2 separate regions of the Homo sapiens genome follow, and region 2 is linked to region 1. Evidence: chromatin loops called from intact Hi-C (ENCODE). Cell type or tissue: endothelial cell of umbilical vein. All regions are shown on one strand. Links, peaks and the distances in the headings refer to the core of each region. The heading gives the core; the rest is flanking DNA.

What was found. Hi-C counts contacts between places; a loop is a spot of excess contacts. Peaks named below come from ENCODE experiments on the same cell type or tissue, not always from the same donor. Only the 100,000 strongest peaks of a DNase experiment are listed, where the experiment ranks them.
Region 2: a loop joins it to region 1, with 2.7 times the contacts of the local background. A loop is called at or near these places in 26 of 110 quality-filtered maps.

The regions. Positions count from the first base shown.
Region 1 is chr20:37,513,928-37,523,658 of GRCh38, forward strand. BLCAP (BLCAP apoptosis inducing factor) reads right to left here. Exons shown (of 2, transcript NM_006698.4): 2 at 3,490-5,423. The coding sequence starts at 5,247. The coding sequence ends at 4,984. It overlaps NNAT (neuronatin), which reads left to right and starts at 7,323. Exons shown (of 3, transcript NM_005386.4): 1 at 7,323-7,476; 2 at 8,431-8,511; 3 at 8,740-9,731. The coding sequence starts at 7,405. The coding sequence ends at 8,832. RefSeq lists enhancers at 4,668-5,531, 5,532-6,395. In endothelial cell of umbilical vein, for the core only: no CTCF peak of the experiment used is centred there; DNase peaks (open chromatin) are centred at 5,094 and 8,544; H3K4me3 peaks cover 671 bases; H3K27ac peaks cover 1,371 bases.
Region 2 is chr20:37,407,056-37,416,786 of GRCh38, forward strand. No RefSeq gene overlaps it. Among named protein-coding and RNA genes, the nearest start is that of SRC, 66 kb to the left of the region's middle. RefSeq lists enhancers at 273-1,192, 4,950-5,459, 5,460-5,968. In endothelial cell of umbilical vein, for the core only: no CTCF peak of the experiment used is centred there; a DNase peak (open chromatin) is centred at 5,206; H3K27me3 peaks cover 993 bases.

The sequences.
Region 1 (9,731 bases), core at 1,076-9,075:
CTCAGAGCTTGGAAAAGAGCCTGGCAAATGCTCCTCAAATGAATGAATGAGAGGGAGAGCTGGGGGATCAGATCACATCCCTAACAGGCTGGAGCTTAGTAAAGGCCAGTGGCAGGGAGCCATAAAACAGAGGAAATAACATTTACGGAGACTGTGCCTTGGGGCCGATGCTGTAGTGGTGGTGTGTTCTCTATGAGACAGGTGAGGTATAGTCACAAAGGCAGGGCGTAAGCGCTGGGACTCTCTCAAGCCTTGCATCAAGGTTCTTCAGTCCTTAAAGTCTATCTCTGCCCAGCCTCTGAGTCCCTTTTCCAGGATCCCAAAGGGAGACCCAAGGCTTCTGTCTGAAGCCTTCAGTTGCTGCTTAGGCAGGTTCTCTTCTTCACCTCAAGCCTGCCTAACAATAGAAGTTTTTCTCAACATACTTCATTCTCCCCTTGAAGCCTGGCAGATCAAACTGTGTTCTTCCTGGGACTTTCAGGAAGATACTGGGGAGGGAGGGTTGCTGGGCTGAGACAGGCCAAGCTCCCTAGGCAGGACCATCTTCCATCAGGGAGAGCACTTCTTCAGTCATTCCTCTTTTCAGAACAGTGGCCCTTTCACACATTTTGGTGCGTTGGGGAGTGAACTTTGCATTGGATGGTAGAAGACAGGGTTCTGGCTCTGCCCACCAAATGGACACAGGTGACAGCCCTTCTCTGGCCTCCTTTCCTGCAGCTATTCAATAGGAGTTGGCTTTCCTTCTATCATCTTTCACTGCTTCCTTCTCCCCAGCCTACCTTTTCTCCTGTGTCCCTGCCTCACCCACACTCACTCCTTATGTCTACTTCTCCCCATTCCCAGTCATCTAGAGAAGCCAGTAGCCTTCTCCATGGCCCTGCTACTGTCACCACTCAAATGCTGTCCTGTTTCTTGCCGACAGAATCCCATCTCAAAGGCTGTTCTGACTGGGTTACTCCCCAACTCCCATCAGATCCTCGTTTGTGATGGTTCCCAGTTGGATGGAAATGAAGAGTTCTTAGGGCTGAGTTTAGGGGCCTGCCAATAGCATTTCAGCTTTAGATTTCCTTAGTATCTCCCAACAATTTGCTAGCTTTAGATAGACTGACCTCTTTATCCCAAAAAGCCTTTTTGGGTTCTGATTCTAGGGCAGCCAGATAGTGGTGGTCCTTCATTTTACTTTCATCCCAGTCTCTTTATCTGTAAGCAGAGATGCTTGATTAGATGGTAAAATAATAATAACATCTCATTCATTACTTCACTGCTCAAACCTTTATATTTGTTCTTCAGGTCTCCACCTGAAAGTCAATCCTTCCAGGCCTACATTGGGTCCCCTCTTAGACCTTCTCTTCTAGCAGCTGACACAGTCCACGGTTGTGTATCGCTGGCATTATCTGCTCAATGTTGTGCCCTTTCCCATTAGCCTGGAGGGCTCCCTAATGGCAGGAACTGTCCACCCTGTAGTCTCAAGGCCTATTCCTGCATGGGATTCTGCCAAATACCAGCCAAATGACTGACAATGCAGGCCCCCTTGGGAGACAAGAGGAGCCCATGAACTCAGTCGCTACAGAAGGGGAAGTCTGCGTAACACTAGCAGTAGCACTCAACAGAAGGCTGAGTGAAACGCTCCAGTCAAGTAGATCCCCAGGGAGAAGAAATCCAGGGAAGCTTCCTGACAGAGGAAATACCTGGGCTCACATGGTACACTGACTAAAGCATAAAGCCCATGCCATCCTGAAAGTGCACTGCCACCTACTCAGAGCCCAGCTAACATCCTCAAATGGGTCCAGGAAGACCCTAGATCTTGGGAGAAAGAACTCCCAGGATATTAGGACTAGAAAAACTGTCTGCTCCAAAGACCACATTTTACCTCTCTGGAAACTGGGGCCCACAGCAGGGTAAGAACCAGTTCCTAAAGAAGCCCAGACCTAGGCCTTATGGTGTCTTGTGGTCACTAGGTACCATGTGGGCAACCGTTTCACACTGAGCCACAGTGACCAATGTAATTGTGTGTTTTTCTAAGGCCTGCTGCCCCTACTCTTTTCCAGAAAAGGTATCTACTTTTCATTTTCCTAAAAGGCAGTTCAGGAAGAGGGGGTGGTTGCCTGGCAAGGTAGGAAGCACTGTGGGGTGACAGAATGCTGATTTGGCAGTCACTTTGGGAAGGGGTGGGCTGCAGGCTCCCTGCTGGAAAGGGCCACAAATCTTTCAGAGGGAGGCCTGTTTGTGACTCTTAAGCGGGCTTGACCTAAAACAGAAAGCTGCTTTCCGAGGGAGAGCAAAATAAGCAATAATCTTGGCTTCATTTATCATCCAGGTGTCGCCACAGGAGAGTAGGGACACAAAAGCCTTTTTTTTGTTTGTTTTGTTTTTGGAATTTGCAATTGTCTATTTTGTTAAGTCTTCCCACTAGGCTACAATCATGAGCTCCTGAAGAGTCAGGTCTGAGTCTTGCCCCTGAAATCCCCAGCAAGCCTAGTACAGGGTCTCAATGTTTGTTGAACAAACCATCCTTTCCAGGTATGACTCCTCAGCTTGTCAAGACTTTGCAGAACCACGAAATCTATCCAGAAACACAGAAAAGAAGAATTCAGAGATAAAAGCATAAAAGAATCAGGTAAGAAAATTACCCAGCAGATATGATCGATAAAAGTTTGGTTCTTTGAAAATACCTCTAAAATAGACAAATCTTTGGCAAGTTTTGAATGAAAAAAGGAATAAAGTGACAATGGGGAGACTTAAGTGAACAGGAGAAAACCATACTCAATTTTATAGCAACAAATTTAAAGCCTAGGTAGAACAGGTGATCTTCTATGAAATTACCAAAGCCCTTCACGACTGTGACTCAATAAAACCTCACGACAGCCCTGTGCCTTGGACAGGCAGTATTCCTACCATGCTTTCTAGAAGAAGGAGATTCAGAGGTGAATACTCAGCACAGGACCTGACAAACTAGCCTACACTGTCTCAAAGGTCATGGCCATGGGAGCACGTGCATACCTACAACATGGAACCACACCACTCTCGGCACTTCCAGCCATCACCTTACATCCGGCTGGTTGGACAGCCAGTCTTATTTATTTTTCCACTTGAAATGCCATAAGGGGTTTCACTATTTTTACTTCAAAAGCAGCACCATAAAAATCCTTGATGATTAGAGCTCCAGCTGTCTTAAGTTGTTTGTCAAGGGATCGGTTACTCAAATCTCCTATGGAGGGAAACAATTTCAGGCAAGAAGCCATGGGAGCTGAGAAACGCAAATGTCTCATCTCTGAAAACTTTCAGACTCCCTCCTGTTCACCGCCTGTCCTGCCCCCTGCTCCCCCTCCCCCATCCCCACCATCTGCTCTCCAGAAAGCAGATCAAATTTTCAGGCTAAGGTACTCTGGCGCCAAAGACTCAGCCCCTCCATGCTTCCCCCTGCCCCCCACCAACTCCGAAATCCAACACCACGACCCAAATGGACTGCAGCCACATAAAACCACAAAGTAAAGTTTATAAAGCTTTATTAAACATTTCAAACAGCTGTGCAACGAACACACCAAATAAAAGCTCTAGAATAGCAGTCCAGACGTTTCACAAGTATGGCCTCACAGTCCCATTCCCTAGATGGACTGCCTCCAGTTCTGTTCTCTGCCTGGCCCATCTCTCTTTCCCCTCAGGCAAGAGAGAGATGGATGGATCAGACTGAAAGGACAGGCATGCTGATCTCCAGCAGGCAGGGGCCAGGAGAAAGTCTCGTTTGCCAACACTTGTTACTGAAGCGCAGAAAAAGCAGCAAGTGACAGTCACAAAGTCTTCCTGGGTATTCTTCATAATGTACAGTCTATATGCGCAGGAACGAAGAAGCTCCTGGCGGGAGGATGATGGCCACTGCTCCCCTCTGTCTTGTCTGAACCACCTCGGAGTCCAGTGTGCTGGTCACTCTGCAATCCCCATGCTAAATAAAAACTGTAGCGGCACCTACCATATATAGCTAGCTATTGCTAAACCTCAAAATCAGACCACGTTCGATAAAGCTTCTTTAAAAGGAATATACACATGTATTTGTACACACACACACACAGGGCACACCAAAAAATATCCAAACATCTATCAAGGGGATCAAGGCCGTTACGAAACACACAGGTACTCTCCCACTCACTCAGCTGGGGACTGCTAGAACTACGTGAACACACCATACTTCAATGCTGCAGAGCATGCACGGGAGACACAATGAGGCCCCCTCCTTGGGACAGTTGAGAAAGGCAGGAGGAAGGGCAAAGGAAGTGAGGCTGGGCGGGAAAGCTTGAGCCCAGACACCCAGGTGAAAGAGCAACATCTATCTGTTGCTTCCTTTCTTAAAAATGAAGTGGAGAAAATACTGAAGATTTGTGGACAACTAACAGTCAAGACATGTTTCTGTCTAGCCTGCTGAACAAGGAAAGAAGGATGAAAAAGCGAGGCTCTCGGGCGTCAGCAATCTCTTCAAATTCGAGATAAGTGCAAAAATGAGCCCTGTCTTGGACAGGTACTCCCCAAAAAAGGAAAAGGGTAGAAGAGAAATAAAGGGAAACCAGAAGAGGGACTGAGGAGTCAGTAACATTCTGGGAAGGAAGGAGACCCTGACAAGGAGGGGTCACAGAGGTGACAATGAGACTGGCATTTTATCTGCCCCAGGTCACATTGGGGCAGCTGACCAGGATGGACCCAGACTCCTCACAGTAATGAGGCGAGAGGGGTGGTCATGCGGCCAGCCAGGACCTAGATGGGGACAGAACACACACAACCACAAGACCACCCACGACTATAGGACTTTACAATAAAAGCACCGGTCAGTGCCATTATTCACATTGTAAGGATAAAACATCACAGGCCAAAAAGGCGCCGTCAGGAATGTGACACCCGCGAGGCTGCGGGATTTGAAACTCCAATGCTTTATGACCTATGTCAATGCCTCCCCTCCCGTCTTCTGCTTCCTTGGAAAGCTAACAGGGCAGGCCGTTAGGTGCCCACAACGCCGGGATCATGCGCCGATTCTGGAAGCGGGGAATCGGAGCAGTGGTACAGGAAACAGTTTCCCCAGCAGCTATAGCAGATAAGGAACAGGGCTGCCAGGAAAACCAAGGCACAAATTGTGCAAGGCTTCCGTTCCAGGAGGAAGCTGAGCAGGTAGAAGCCCATGAACATGGAGTGGCTGAACCACAGGGCGGGGTTGAGGGGCTTGGGGATGAGGAGGACGGGCAGCAGCCACTGGAGGCAATACATGATCTCTGCCGGGCAGGGCCTTCACCAAGGCTGCCGGGCACCGCTGCAGGAACCGACCTAATGGGAGCCAGCGGGCGCAGGCGGCTGCCCTCCGCTTTCTTCAACCCTCACTCTCCAGGAGCTGAGCCGCTGTGCTCTCTGGCTGTCAGCCCGGGATCACCAAGGCAGCAGGGATCCTGAAGAGAAAAGTCAACACAACAGACAAACAGACAAAGAACAGACAGACAGACAAAAAAAAAAAAAAAAAAAGAAAAAAAAAAAAAAAACAGGAACAGAATGTATACTTATTTGGGAAAATGGATCATGGTTAACAACAGCAAATGTGAAATGCCCTTTCCTCCCTGCCCACCCGTGAAAGTTCTACTCCTCTCCAAGTCACTAATTCGGGAAGCTTCCTGGGATGTCTCCCCGGGGCTTCTCCTGGGGGATCGGGGAGAGGGCTCTTTGGCACGGTTTCACACAGTGGGCTGGCTTTGCCTGGGCCCTGCCCAGCAGAGATCATGTATCGCCTCCTGGGGCTGCAGCCCGTCCTCAAGGGGCCCAGACCTCACAATACCGCCCAGTGGTTGCCAAAGGACGACCAAGGGCTCCCTGCTGTGCCCCCACGTGGTAAGGACAGGGTTCTGTATCTAGCATCTCTCACAGCCATAGGTGCTCAGGCACTAAGTGCAGAGTTAAAGCTGTTAGCGGGGCACTGCCGGCCACCAGACCACAGGCAAAGGATCCTGAGGCAGCTACAGCCTCGAAATATTTTAAGATGGCAGCCTAGGCTAAGCTTGCCTTTTTCAAACAGCCCAGCGTCACTTTGCCAGAATCTGCCAACTTCTCCGAAAGTCAATGTAGAAAAAAAGTCACTATGCTACTTTGTCCAAACTGAACTCGTTTGGATCATTACACCTCCATCTGCTGCTGGCACTGTATAGAACCTGACCTCTGGGAGCTTTTAATGAAAATTAATTTTCTATCCACATAGGGGCAAATGCCAGTTGGTCCCTGGGCCAGGCAGCTTGCTGGAAAGAGGTGCTTTCGGCTGGCTACCGGTGCGCGGGGACCACACTCACAAACCGCATTCCGGTCTTCCCGCCCGAAAATCCGCGCTGTGCGAGGGACCCACAAGACTGGCGGTCTAAAAGGGACCCGCCTCACTTGGAAACGGGGCTGCGGTAGCCACAACCCTCCGGTAGCGGTAGCGTAACCCCGTTCGGTGATCCAGCCGCACAGCGCAACGGGTACAAAGAACCCCACTGGCTAAGGCCGACCTACCAGGGCTTGGGGGAGGGGAGCGGAAGACTGAGGTCGAAACGACCTGTCCAGCAGAAAACTATCCCCAAGCATATTCCAACCACTTCTCCGTAGAGCTCATTCCTTCCGTGCATACGAAGGGCGCCAATCCTTCCTGTATCCCTCCTACAGATACCGGGTGACTACTGCTTTTGCGCCCAAAGCGCAGTGCTCTGGCTCAGCTCCCTACAGTAGCGACCTCCACCGCAGATTCTCATCTCCTCGCTACCGTAAGAGAGATGTAAAGAATCAGACGGGTTACGCGCTCAGGCACCCTCATGAAGCAGAGGACCTGGGCTTAAAACTCATTCAGTATCAGGAAAAGAGCGCCGAGCACGGGCCTATTATGCCAAAGCTTCTGAAAGGGGCACCACGTTTTTTGCTCTATGGGGCAGATGACCCCTCCCTAATTTCGGTTTTCCATCCATCCCCAAGGTAGGCTTTGGAGTGGCACCGGAGACTGAGCTCAAATTTGCAGGCCAGGGACTGGGGAGAAGGGCGCCACACTAAGAGACCTGCACCCCCATTCTCGCCCTGTACTCTACCCAGAGTCGTGGTACCCCTCCATTTTAAAGCAAAATCCAAAAGCAAGCACGGCGGAATCTTCTGGAAGGGGGCTAAGATGGAACTCAGGAGGCGGGGGTCGGTATGGAAAGAGCAGATGGATTATTTTTTTCCTCTCCTGGCGAATGAGGAGCGCCCCCAGCCACCCCTCCTCATAAACACCCCCCAAGGCGCGCATGCGCACTTAGGTGGCGGGCGGGTACTTAAGGCGCGGCCACCGCGGCTGCGGCAGTGCGCCCAACAGCGGACTCCGAGACCAGCGGATCTCGGCAAACCCTCTTTCTCGACCACCCACCTACCATTCTTGGAACCATGGCGGCAGTGGCGGCGGCCTCGGCTGAACTGCTCATCATCGGCTGGTACATCTTCCGCGTGCTGCTGCAGGTAAGTCTGACGGGGTTTCGGGTGGGAGAGGGTTCCCAACTCGCGCCCCTAGAACCCGCAAGACTGCGTCGCGATTGCCGCTTCCCGGACCCGTCCTATTCCGATTGCCGCGATCCTTGCCTGCCCAAGTGCCGCTGCCGGCACCGCGCGCCCCCTGCCCATTCCCTGCGCCGTCCTCCTCGCGCTGACCCTCCCTAGTGCGCCCGCGCCTGCCAGGGAACAAAGACTCGGGGCGCGGCGGGCGACCGCTGCGGACGATCACCCAGGCATTTAGCGACCTACGCGGTAAGAAAAACCCGCTACACCCGGACTCGACCCCAGGAGGGAGGCGGGGCACTACTGTGTTGAAAGACTTTACAGCTCGCAGAGTGAAAATTTTCCACCTTAAAAAATTGCGCATTGCGGAGAAATTTTATTTAAAAAAACATATAGCGCTTGCGGGGGTGGAACAAAAAATAAGTTAGAAAAAGGCACTTCTCAGAAAAAATAAAAATTACTTCGCAAAAAAAAAAAACCCTACAACGAATTAGAGAAAAAGTAGTTCACAGGAAAACAGAAAAACGCGCATTGCAGGAAAAATAAATCGGAGAAAAGCACTTGGCAGAAAAAAATGCATTAGATTAAAAACGCACTGCAGAAAAAAATTAGACAAGGGAGCTAACGGAAAAAAATGGATCGGGCAAAAACGCTTTAAAGAAAAAAATTAGAGGAAAAAGCCCCTCGAGAGAAAAATAGAAGGGGAAAAAAAGCACTTCCAAAAAAGGACAATTGCTTTACAAAAAAAAAAATAATAATAAAAAAAATAAAAAAGAGGCAAAAGCGCTTGGTGTAAAAAGAGATAAATCAGAAGAAAGCGCTTTGCCCATAAAATCATTTACCCTAAAAGCTCCCTTTGCAGGAAGAATTCCCTGCTAAAGGAATCCTTTGCCAAAGGAATCGCATATTTCCTTCAAGGTGTTCCTGGAATGCTGCATTTACTGGGTAGGATTCGCTTTTCGAAATCCTCCAGGGACACAGCCCATTGCGAGAAGTGAGGTATACCTAAGTTGTGGGTCCAATCAGCTTGCCGCCATGCAGCTCTCAGCACAGTTGGAAAAGCTCCAGCTGCCCTGACTCGTGGACAAGCTGCGCCCGCGCCCGCCTCTCCAGCCTACGCTGGATGGGCGGGCGGGGCAGGGGGTGGGGCGGGGGTGGGCACGGCAGCACCACAGACATGCTGTGGGTGCTCTCCACTAAGGGTGGGTCCTGGGTTTCTCGTCGCAGGTGTTCAGGTACTCCCTGCAGAAGCTGGCATACACGGTGTCGCGGACCGGGCGGCAGGTGTTGGGGGAGCGCAGGCAGCGAGCCCCCAACTGAGGCCCCAGCTCCCAGCCCTGGGCGGCCGTATCATCAGGTGCTCCTGTGCATCTCGGCCAGCACGGGAGCCAGTGCCGCGCAGGAATGTGGGGTCCCCTGTGTTCCCTCGCCAGAGGAGCACTTGGCAAGGTCAGTGAGGGGCCAGTAGACCCCCGGAGAAGCAGTACCGACAATGACGAAGATACCAGATCCCTTCCCAACCCCTTTGCACCGGTCCCACTAAGGGGCAGGGTCGAGAGAGGAGGGGGGATAGGGGGAGCAGACCCCTGAGATCTGGGCATAGGCACCGCATTCTGATCTGGACAAAGTCGGGACAGCACCATCCCAGCCCCGAAGCCAGGGCCATGCCAGCAGGCCCCACCATGGAAATCAAAACACCGCACCAGCCAGCAGAATGGACATTCTGACATCGCCAGCCGACGCCCTGAATCTTGGTGCAGCACCAACCGCGTGCCTGTGTGGCGGGACTGGAGGGCACAGTTGAGGAAGGAGGGTGGTTAAGAAATACAGTGGGGCCCTCTCGCTGTCCCTTGCCCAGGGCACTTGCATTCCAGCCTCGCTGCATTTGCTCTCTCGATTCCCCTTTCCTCCTCACTGCCTCCCAAGCCCACCCTACTCCAAAATAATGTGTCACTTGATTTGGAACTATTCAAGCAGTAAAAGTAAATGAATCCCACCTTTACTAAAACACTTTCTCTGAACCCCCCTTGCCCCTCACTGATCTTGCTTTTCCCTGGTCTCATGCAGTTGTGGTCAATATTGTGGTAATCGCTAATTGTACTGATTGTTTAAGTGTGCATTAGTTGTGTCTCCCCAGCTAGATTGTAAGCTCCTGGAGGACAGGGACCACCTCTACAAAAAATAAAAAAAGTACCTCCCCTGTCTCGCACAGTGTCCCA
Region 2 (9,731 bases), core at 968-8,967, 110 kb before region 1:
CACACCCCGCCTTCCTTGCTTTTTTCTTTCTTTCTCTTTCCTTTTCTTTTTCTTTATTTCCCTTTCCCCTCCCTCCCTCCCTTTTTTTGAGATGGAGTCTTGCTCTGCCCCTAGTCTGGAGTGCAGTGACTCACTGCAACCTCCACCTCCTGGGCTCAAGCCATTCTCCTGCCTCAGCCTCCCGAGTAGATGGAACCACAGCTGTGTGCCCTCATAGCCCGGCTAATTTTTTTTTTTTTTTTTTGTAGAGACGGGGTGTTGCTATGTTGCCCAGACTGGTCTTGAACTCCTGGGCTCAGGTGATCTGCCCCCTCCGGCTCCCAAAGTGTAGGGATTACAGGTGTGAGTCACTATGCCTGGCTGATTTTCCTTTTCTTTCTCTATGTGTCTCTCTGTCTCACTGTTGCTAATTTCTGTCTCTTTTCCTCTTTGCCTGGGTGCTGTCTCTCTTTCTCTAGTCCCCACCCTCCCTTTCTGCCTCTCAGATTTTTCTCCCCATCCACCTCTTCACATCTCTGACTCTTCCCAGGCCCTCCCACACCTCCATGCCTTTGCCCAGGCTGTTTTCACCGCTGAGAATGCCCTTTCTTCCCTCTCTACAACCTGGCAAACTCCTATTCATCCTGCAAAGCACATCTCCGAGGCCACAGACCGGCCCTGGGAGCTCTCCCTGACGCCCTGGAATCCGCAGAGCGTGTCAGCCCGCCCACTAGAACAAGCGCTTGAGGGACTGGGTGACGTTCTCCCTAGTGATCCCAGGTCCCGCCACATTGGTAATGTCTGCTCAGGGAAGGCAGGCGGGAAAGTCGCTCTGCCTCTCCCACTCCTGTCTCTGGCTCCTTCTCCGGTTGGGACTTCCTCACTCTGGGCCTGTGTCCAGTTGGCTTGTGCTGGACTCGGTGTGTAAGGGAGACAGAGATAGACACACAGAGATGGAGTGCAGAGGCGAGAGATGTCATCCACTCTGCTGGGCCACAGTCTCCTGGCCCCGCTGTCCCCTCCTTCGGCCCTGTGTAGTGTCCAGGTGTCTCCCGGGGATATGAGACCCCAGGGCTCCATGCCCCCTCAGCCTTTCCTTTCTGCCTTCAGTTGGTTTTACTCTTAATTCTGCATGCATTTTTTTCTTTTTGAGAAAACTAAAATGTTTCCCCCATGACAAAAAAAGAATATATATTCTTTCTGGCAAAATAGGAAAGATACAGGAAAACACAAACCAACCAACCAACCATATTTCACACCCCCTGCTCCACCCCTCCCGCCTGGAGTCTGGGGCATGTCTCCAGGGTGCATGCAGGGTGTGTGTGGTGTGTGGTGTGTGGTGTGTGTAGGGGTGTGCGGCATATGCGTGTCCCTGCTGCTGTTGCCTCCCAGGCTTTTTCCTATGAGCTTCGAAAGTCTCTTTGTTCATCCTCTGCTTCTCTCGTCCCCTCTCTTCCTCCCTCCCTAGTTACATTCTCCAGACCAGACTTCATGCTGGGTGCACGCATGCACAGACACACACACACACGCGCGCATACACATGCACACACACACACACACACGCACACTCTGCATTTTCTATCATCTCTGTCTTCTTTTCCCATTTTTCTCTCAGAGGCTCTGAAACGCTGTGATTCATAGAGAGAAAAAGAGACAGGCAGAGATTCAGAGATTCAGACAGGACAGACAGGAAAAGGGGATGGAGACAGAGGGGCTGGAGTTGGTGGCGGGGAGGGAGCGGCAGGGAGAGAAGCTTTTTGTCCATCTGTTTGTCGTCTGTGAGGTCCATCCCGATTCTCACTCCCCGCAGCCCTCCCCTTTCTGGGGCTTTTCCCACCCAGCCCTTGGAGCGTGTCTCCTGGGATCCTGGGGCCGTGTCCATCTGTCCGTCTGTGTGTCAGCCTCTGCCTCCCGCCTGCCTCTTGCTGTGGTCTCATTAAATGCTCATCTCTTTCTTTGATTGTTCCACCCCCAGGTTGTGTGTGTGGGCACGTGTGCATGTGTCCATGTATCCAGATCTCTGTGCCTTTGTGGCTGTCCATCTGCCTCCCACCTGACTTCCCCTTCTCCCTCCCTCCTGTTCTTGCCACCGTGTCAGTGTGTGTTTGCATCTGTGTACGTGTATGCACCTGTGTACATGTGTGTCTGTGCATGAATCTCTTGCTCACCTCACTTCCCCTGTCCCAGAGGCTCCTGGACTTGGCATCTGGGGGTGTTCTTCTCCTCACTCCCCATCCTGGTCCAGCCTCAGCCTCAAGGCTTGCCTCCTGGACAATTTCCCTGGCAACCATCCCTGGACATCTTACCTGCAACCTCCGAAAACTCAACTCACTTGTCCACTCCCACTCCGTCAGCAGGGGGACCTCTGGCACAGAGCCACATGCCCTGGGTGGCTCAGCCTTCTCTCACTTAACGCTCTGCTGTGGGCTTTCATTTCCTCTTACCACTTCTGGCCCCACTCAGAGCCCTGTGTCTCCCCCACCTGCCTGTGCACAGGCTGACCTGTGTCATCCTGATCCCCACCATGCAGGCATTGCTCATGGTGCCTCTGCCTGACATCTTTCCTTTCTTTTTTTTTTTTGAGACAGAGTCTCACTCTGTTGTCCGGGCTGGAGTGCAGTGGCGCAATCTTGGCTCACTGCAACCTCTGCCTCCCGGGTTCATACGATTCTCCTGCCTCAGCCTCCCGAGTAGCTGGGACTACGGGAGTGCGCCACTATACCCAGCTAATCTTTGTATTTTTAGTAGAGACAGGGTTTCACCATGTTGGTTGGCCAGGACGGTCTTGATCTTTTGACCTCATGATCTGCCCGCCTAAGCCTCCCAAAGTGCTGGGATTACAGGCATGAGCCATTGTACCTGGCCGACATCTTTCCTTTCTTCAGCCTGCAAATCCCACCTCCTCTGGGAAGCCCTCTTGATAACCCCCTTTGCTGGGTTCCCTTGTCTCTGATACTCCCTGCAGTGAGATCTGTCCTGGCCTTGGTCTTATCGCAGGCTGGGCACCCAGCTGGAGTCCCATTTGGACCTTCGTGGGCCTAGACACCTTGGCCCTTTCCTTAGAAAAGAAAATTAAAAATTACATGTTACGATAGCACTGGTATCAACACGAATATATTAATAGGACATACTGAGACATTTTCTTTGAGTTAAAAGTTCGTTTTTCTTCTGATTTTAAAAGAAATTGGAACATTTTCTTGGGGTCCCAAAAGTATGGTGCATGGGCTATAGATTCACTGATCCCCTCCTCTTGCCAGGCCTGGGCGAATGCCATGCCGGGCAGGCTGTGTATGCTCCCCGCCTTCTACCCTCTCTGTGTCTGTCTTCTTCATTTTGCCTCTGCAGTTTGTCCTTGTGTTAGTGCATTAAAGCAAGACGATGCGTGTGTGTGTATGTGTGTGTGCATGTGTGCATGCACACGCACGCCACATCCTCCCTCTTCATCTCTGTGTCCATCTCTCTGTGTTTGTTTGTTTGTTTGGTTTTTTTTTTTGAGACAGGGTCTTGCTCTGTCTCCCAGGCTGGAATGCAGCGGTGCAATCACGGCTTACTGCAGCCTCAACCTCCTGGGCTCAAGTGATCCTCCTACCTCAGCCTCCTGAGTAGCTGGGACTACAGGCGTGCACAACCATGCCCGGCTATTTTTTTTTTTTTTTTAGTAGAAACAGGGTCTCACTCTGTTGCTCAGGCTGGTCTTGAACTCCTGGGCTCAAGAGATCCGCCCACCTCAGCCTCCTAAAGTGCTGGAATCACAGGCATGAGCCACTGTGCCTGGCTTATGTTCATCTCTTTCACCATAACAGGTTTGTCTCTTTCTCCGGGGTCCCCTCATTCATTCATTCATTCATTCCTGCAACAAACACCTGTGTGTGTCCCTGTGTCTGTGCGTTGGCGTGTCTGCCAGGGAGCAGGGGTCTTGGTTCCTCATCTTTCCCCAGGTCTCCTGCTCTCCCAGATCTGCAGGCTGTGAGCTTTCCAGGGTGGGCCATGCTCCCTGCTCCCGACCCTTTGCCTGCCCGCCTCCCCTTGCTCCAGCATTGGGGTCACTGCTATGGGTGGTGGTTGTTTTCCCTCTCCCCCTTGGTTCTTCCTAGAACACCATGTAGCAGCTGCTCCTGCCCAGCAGGGTGTGTGTGTGTGTGTGTGTGTGTGTGTGTGTGTGTGTGTATGGGAGGGAGTGAGAGAGAGGGCCAGGCCGACATATAGACAGACAGACACCAAGAGAGGGTGACAAGTGCACAGCCGGCACCTGTCTCTCCTGTATTTGCCTTCTGTCTCCTTCCCTCTCCTCTCTGAGGTTTTGCTGGCATTTTGTCTTTTCTCTGGGCTTCCTGCATTTGTGTGTGTGAGTGTGTCTGTGTATGAGTGTGTGTGTGCACGTGGCATGCTCAGGTCTGGGTCCCCCCTTCCTCACCCTCCCTTTGTCCCCCCCAATCCCCACACCTTCTCTACCACAGTCCAGGTGTGAGTGTGGTCTGCGGTGTGTGTGGTGTGTGATGCGTGTGTTGCATGGTTGTGTATTGCATGGTTTGGGTGGTGTGGATGTGGTACAGTGTGTGTGCAGCACGGCCTGTGTGTGGTGTGGCCGTGGCCTGCGGTCCCTTGCGGTTGCCTGCATCCAGCGACGGCTGTGCTGATGCCCCTCCCACCCATCGAGGCCTCTCCTCCTTTCTTTTTCCCTTCCCTTACCTTCCCTTCCCTTCCCTTCCCTCCCCTCCCTTCCCTTCCCTTCCCCCCTTCCTTTCCTTTCCTTTCACTTGCTCCTTCGTAAAATCCTGATTGAGCCATTCCCATGAGGCAGCCCTGGTGGCCGGGGCACACTTCTCTCACTGGGTCGTTCTCTTTCTCCTTTTCTCTCTCTCTTTTCCTGTCTTTGGCTCCGTTTCTGTGTCTGTTTTTCTCCCTCTGTCTTTTGTTTTGTTTCTCTGTTGTCTGAGTCTTTGTCTCTTTGTTTCTATCTTTGCCTGTTGGTTTTAGCCTAGCCCACTCAGGCACTAATTAGTTGTTCCCGTTAGGAAGTGGCTGCAAAGTCGTGTATGTGTGTGTGTGGGGTGTGTGTGTAAGTGTGCATGTGAGTGTATGTGCCTGTGTGAGTGTACATGTGTATGTGTATGTGAGTGTGTATGTATTGTGTATATGTGTGCATGTGAGTGTATGTACCTGAGTGTGCGTGTGAGTGCATGTGTGTGTGTATGTGTGTACATGACTGTGTGTTTATGTGTGTGAGTGTGTGTATGTGTGCGTCTTGTGAATGTGTATGAATGAGTGTGTGTGTGTTCTTGCTCTCTTTCCAACAGTTTTGGCCATGACTCCACCTCCCATTCATTTCCTAAGCGCCCCCCTACACACACACACTCACAGGGTCCTCCCAGGCGTGAGTATGTGTATGTGCAGCTAACAGGTCTGGCTCCTCATTGTTCCCCGAGGCTCTTGCCTACCGTGGCTGCAGGCTGGTGGGATTCCGGCGTGGGCAGCAGCTGCCTCCCCTTGCTCCAGCGTTGGGGTCGCTGCCATCGGCTGAGGGTTTGTTTCTTTCACTTTCACAGCTCTTCCCAAAACACTCGTCTCGGAGCAGCTGCTCCCGCCTGTGTGTGTGTGTGTGTGTGTGTGAGAGAGAGAGAGAGAGAGAATGTGCATGTGTGTGTGTGTGTGTGTGTGTGTGTGTGTGTGTGGAGGGTCACAGCAGCCCCTCCCTGGCCCCCTTTCTGCAGGGCTTGGCTTTTGTGTTCATTCTGAGTCCCTTGCACTTGTCCCTCAGTTCAATCAACACCTCTACATCTCTCCTGTGTACTGGGCTGTGTGTGTGTGTGTGTGTGTCTCCACTTCTCCCTCCTTCCCACCTGTTCTCGCCAGTCTCTAAGGCACTCTGAAATCTGCCCTGGCTGTATGTGTGTGGGTTCACAGGGCGAGGTCTGTGCACGTGAACCAGTATGTGACAAGCTGTCAGGGCATCATCTCTGCCACTGTACCTAATCCTTCACTCTCACCCTGGGGTAATTTCCTTTGTACTTTCCTTTGGTCCACACATGCAGAACAGCTCTTGTGAGTTGTGCACACAGGTGTGTGTGTGTGTGTGCGCGCGCGCGCGTGTGTGTGTGGTGTAGGGGGAGAGACAGAGAGACAGATCTCCTCTTCCCTTTGCTCTCTCTGGCTGCATCTTGACCTTTGCACACCTGCCCGGATCCATCTCTCTCTCCACTTCTCCTAAACCTCTCCTTGTCTCTTTCTGCATCATCTCTGAGGCTTTGCTTTCCCTCTGCAGATGAGAGAGGGTGCTCTGTCCATCCATCCATCTATCCATCTGTCTGTCTGTCCAAGAGTTATTTGTGGGCCCTTTTCTACCTCCCCACCCCTTTCCTGGGCCTGCACTCTTGTCACCCGCCCCCCTGCACCCTCCTGCGGGGCCATTTCAGCGCCCACCCTCTTCACCTCTCCATCTCCATCCCTCCCCGCTTGTGGGTTCTGGACCGGGACCTGAGAACAAAGCTGCCTCCTGGGCCCCACACCCATCACCCGGCCCCAAACCCTTCAAGGCCCGTTGGGCTTGGCATCCTGTTTGGCTCCTTCCCTCATCAGGGGGCCTCATGCAGCCTCACTCCACTTCCAGCAGGTCACCCCTGCCGGGCCATTCCCCTGCCACTCTCTTATGCCCCCCTCTAGCTCAAGGCGATTTCCTTCCTGCCTTATAAATCCCCTACCCCCAATTCAGGTCTCCCAGGGGCCTCTCCTTTTCCATGTGGGGGTCTAGGAGTCGGTCTTTCTCTCCTGGTCAGGTTCCATTTTATTTCCTTTTTCCTCTGACTTGGTCGGGTTTTGTTCTTCCCTGGGCATCACTGGTACCTGTGTGTGTGTGTCTGTTCCTGTCTCCCTGTCTGACGCATTCACCTTTCCTTCCACCTTTTATCCTCTTCCTCTCATTTCAAAGAATTGGGATCTAACTTACATATCGTAAGATGCACAAATCTGAAATGAAAAGCTTTGATGAATTTCACATGTGTCTGCACCTGTGCCTCCACCACCCGGAGCAAGAAACAGACCGTCCTGGCCCTCGAGTGCAGGCTCCCTCCCACCCGCCCCTTGAGGCTCGGGGTGTTTCTCACTGTGTGTATGCGTGACATTTTGTCTGTCTGTCTATCCTGCAACTTTCTCAGCTGTTGCTTCCCTCTGGGAGCCCCTTGTCTTTGTTCCTGCGCTCCATCAGCGGTTATTGAACACCTCCTAAGACGGGCTCCGCGTGTGCCTACCTCCCTCCCCTACTACCCTCCCTGCCTGCTCTCTCCCGCTCCGCTCCCTCTCCAAGTTGTTATTGAATTCTGCTTCTATTCTGTGCGTCCCTGTAGGAGTGTGTGTGTGTGTGTGTGTGTGCGCGCGTCTCCCCGATTGCCCACCACCTCCCCCCTCGCTCTCCTTCCCCCACCTCTGCCTTCCTCCCTTTCTCTCCCACTCCTGGGGGCTCCATCGAGATTGTTCCAGGGTAGCCCAGCCCCGTGTCTCTCTCTGGCTCTTCCACCCCTCCTTCCTCCCCTCGCTGTCTCTGAGGGATGGGCGCAGGCTGGCTCTCACCCTGGGCATGTGCCGGCCTGTCCGTCTCCATGCCAGCTCTGGCCGCCTCCTCCTGCCCCTGGCATCCCCCCATTCCCTTCTGCCAACTCCCTTTGCTCCACACATAAGCTGCCAACATCGGGGTCTCTAGCCAGGATCTCCGAGCCGAGCCCAGACCTGTCCACTCATCACGGTCCATCTCTTCCGCTGCAGAGCAACCCCCAGCCCCCTTCAAGCCCCTACCCCATCCCTCCCCTCCACATCCTGAGCTGTCTTGCTGTCCGTACCTCCTTCTCACTCACTCCAGCTGCGATTTGTGCCTGACCTCCCGCATGGCTCTCACCAGCACCTCGCCTACCTCCCTGCAGACATGACCTTGTCCTCATCTTCCTCAACTTCTCTGGCATCTGACTGTAGACACATTGGTCCCCTAAGCCTGCCCTGCTTCCAGAGGACTCCTTCTCCGAGCCTTGGCCTTCTAACATACTGTTGTTCCTTGTCCTCTTCTCCCTTCCCACCACGCCTGGTGACTGTCCCCACTCTGGGGCTCAGCTCCCCCTTTGTAGGGACCACCCCACCTCCATCCCCTGAGTTCCAGCCCTCCCTGCATACAACCTTCCGGACATTCCATGGGCACCTCACGATGGACTCACACACCCCTCTTTGCCAAAGCCTGGGGTGTCCCGCCTCATATGCCCACTACCTGGCAGCACCCAGCTCAGACCCTGGGCTGGTCCGCTTCCCCTCCCCGCCCACGTCCGGTCCATGTGGTCCCCCAATGGGTCTCGCCCCGTCCCTTCCCCAGCACCTTGCCTTGGGATTCATGTCCCCTCCTGGGCTGTGCTCTAGTCCCCTCCTTGGAGTCTCTGTCACCTGTCACCTCCTGCAGTGCAGCAGCCCGTGCAGTGCTCTGGCCTGCACTTGGCTCACAGCAGGCAAATTTGGTCGTGCCTTTGGTAGATGCTCCCTGACCCAGCACCCACAGGGGGCGGACTTAGGGATACGGAGGCAGATCCGCGGCCCTGGTCCCTGGTCTGGTGGGGAGACTCCAGTGGAGTGTGCTGGGCCGCGGGCCGTAGGCTCATACGCTCCTCCTCAGCTGTGACTTCTCTCTTCTAGTGAACCCCTCTCTTTCCTCCTGCCTCCTGTTGTCCCACCCAACTCTTTCCACTGCAGTGGGGTGTTTCGGCCTGTCTGAGGGAGGGTCTGCGGGCCTGTCCCCGTCTGTCTGTCTGTCTCTGTCTGTCAGCGCTGCGTATCTGGTCTGCCTGTCCCTCTGTCTTCGTGTCTGTGAGAGATGTGTGTGTGTGTGCATTCTGCTGTTGGGCAGTCCTGGCGTCTGATTTGTGCGTGTGTGTGTTTCTTGTGTTGGGGTGTGTGTGTGGTGGTCTGTGTGTCCTGGAGTGGGTTTCTGGCTGGCCGGTTTTGCCGGTGTGGAGGGAGGCCTGCAGCATGGCAGCTGTCTGTAGGGGGCTGTCTGTGTGTCTGTCTCGGTGTATGGGGCTGCTGGCCAGTCCTGCCTGGGTGCAGAGATGAGTTGGGGGAACTCCCTGAGTGCAGGGGTCTGTCTGGGTGATACCATCCATGTGTCCTTCCTTCCCTCTCTGGGGGCTCTGGAGGCATCACGACTCCCCTCTCTCTGTCCGTCTCCCCCTCGTCTTCCCTGAGTCCCCTCCTGGAGGCTTTGTCAGGATCTGCTTGTCACTGCCTTGCCTGGCACGAGGCCTGCGTCACAGAGCGCAGCTGAGACCCTCTCCCTGCGTGGGCCTGGTGTGTGCATCATCTGGGAGCCCCTGGCGGTGTAGGGAGCCTTGCCTCGCCGCTCCGAGCTCTCCAGCCCCTCTCTCTCTCCCTCTGAGCCTTTCTGGAGCTTTCTTCCCCTTCCCGCGTGCGTCAGGCCTCTGTCTGTGCCGTGGAGCTCCCACCCTCGCCCCTCTGGTGGCCTTCCTGCTGCTGAGTGAGTTTGTCTGGAACTTTCAAGGTGTACCTGAGCCCTGCACCCACAAACTCCTACGGGGCAGGGCTGGGCAGAGCCAGGCAGGGCCCTGACATGTTCCTCAGTCCTCACCAGAGCCCCGATTCCCTCCAGGAGCCTTACCTTTTGGAAGCGGATCCAAGGCCCTCACCCGACCTTCAGGGAAGGCCCTTTGGCTCTAGCCTGCGCCCTCCTCGGCCGCCCACAGACCCCGCCACTTTTTGTGCTGCAGTTG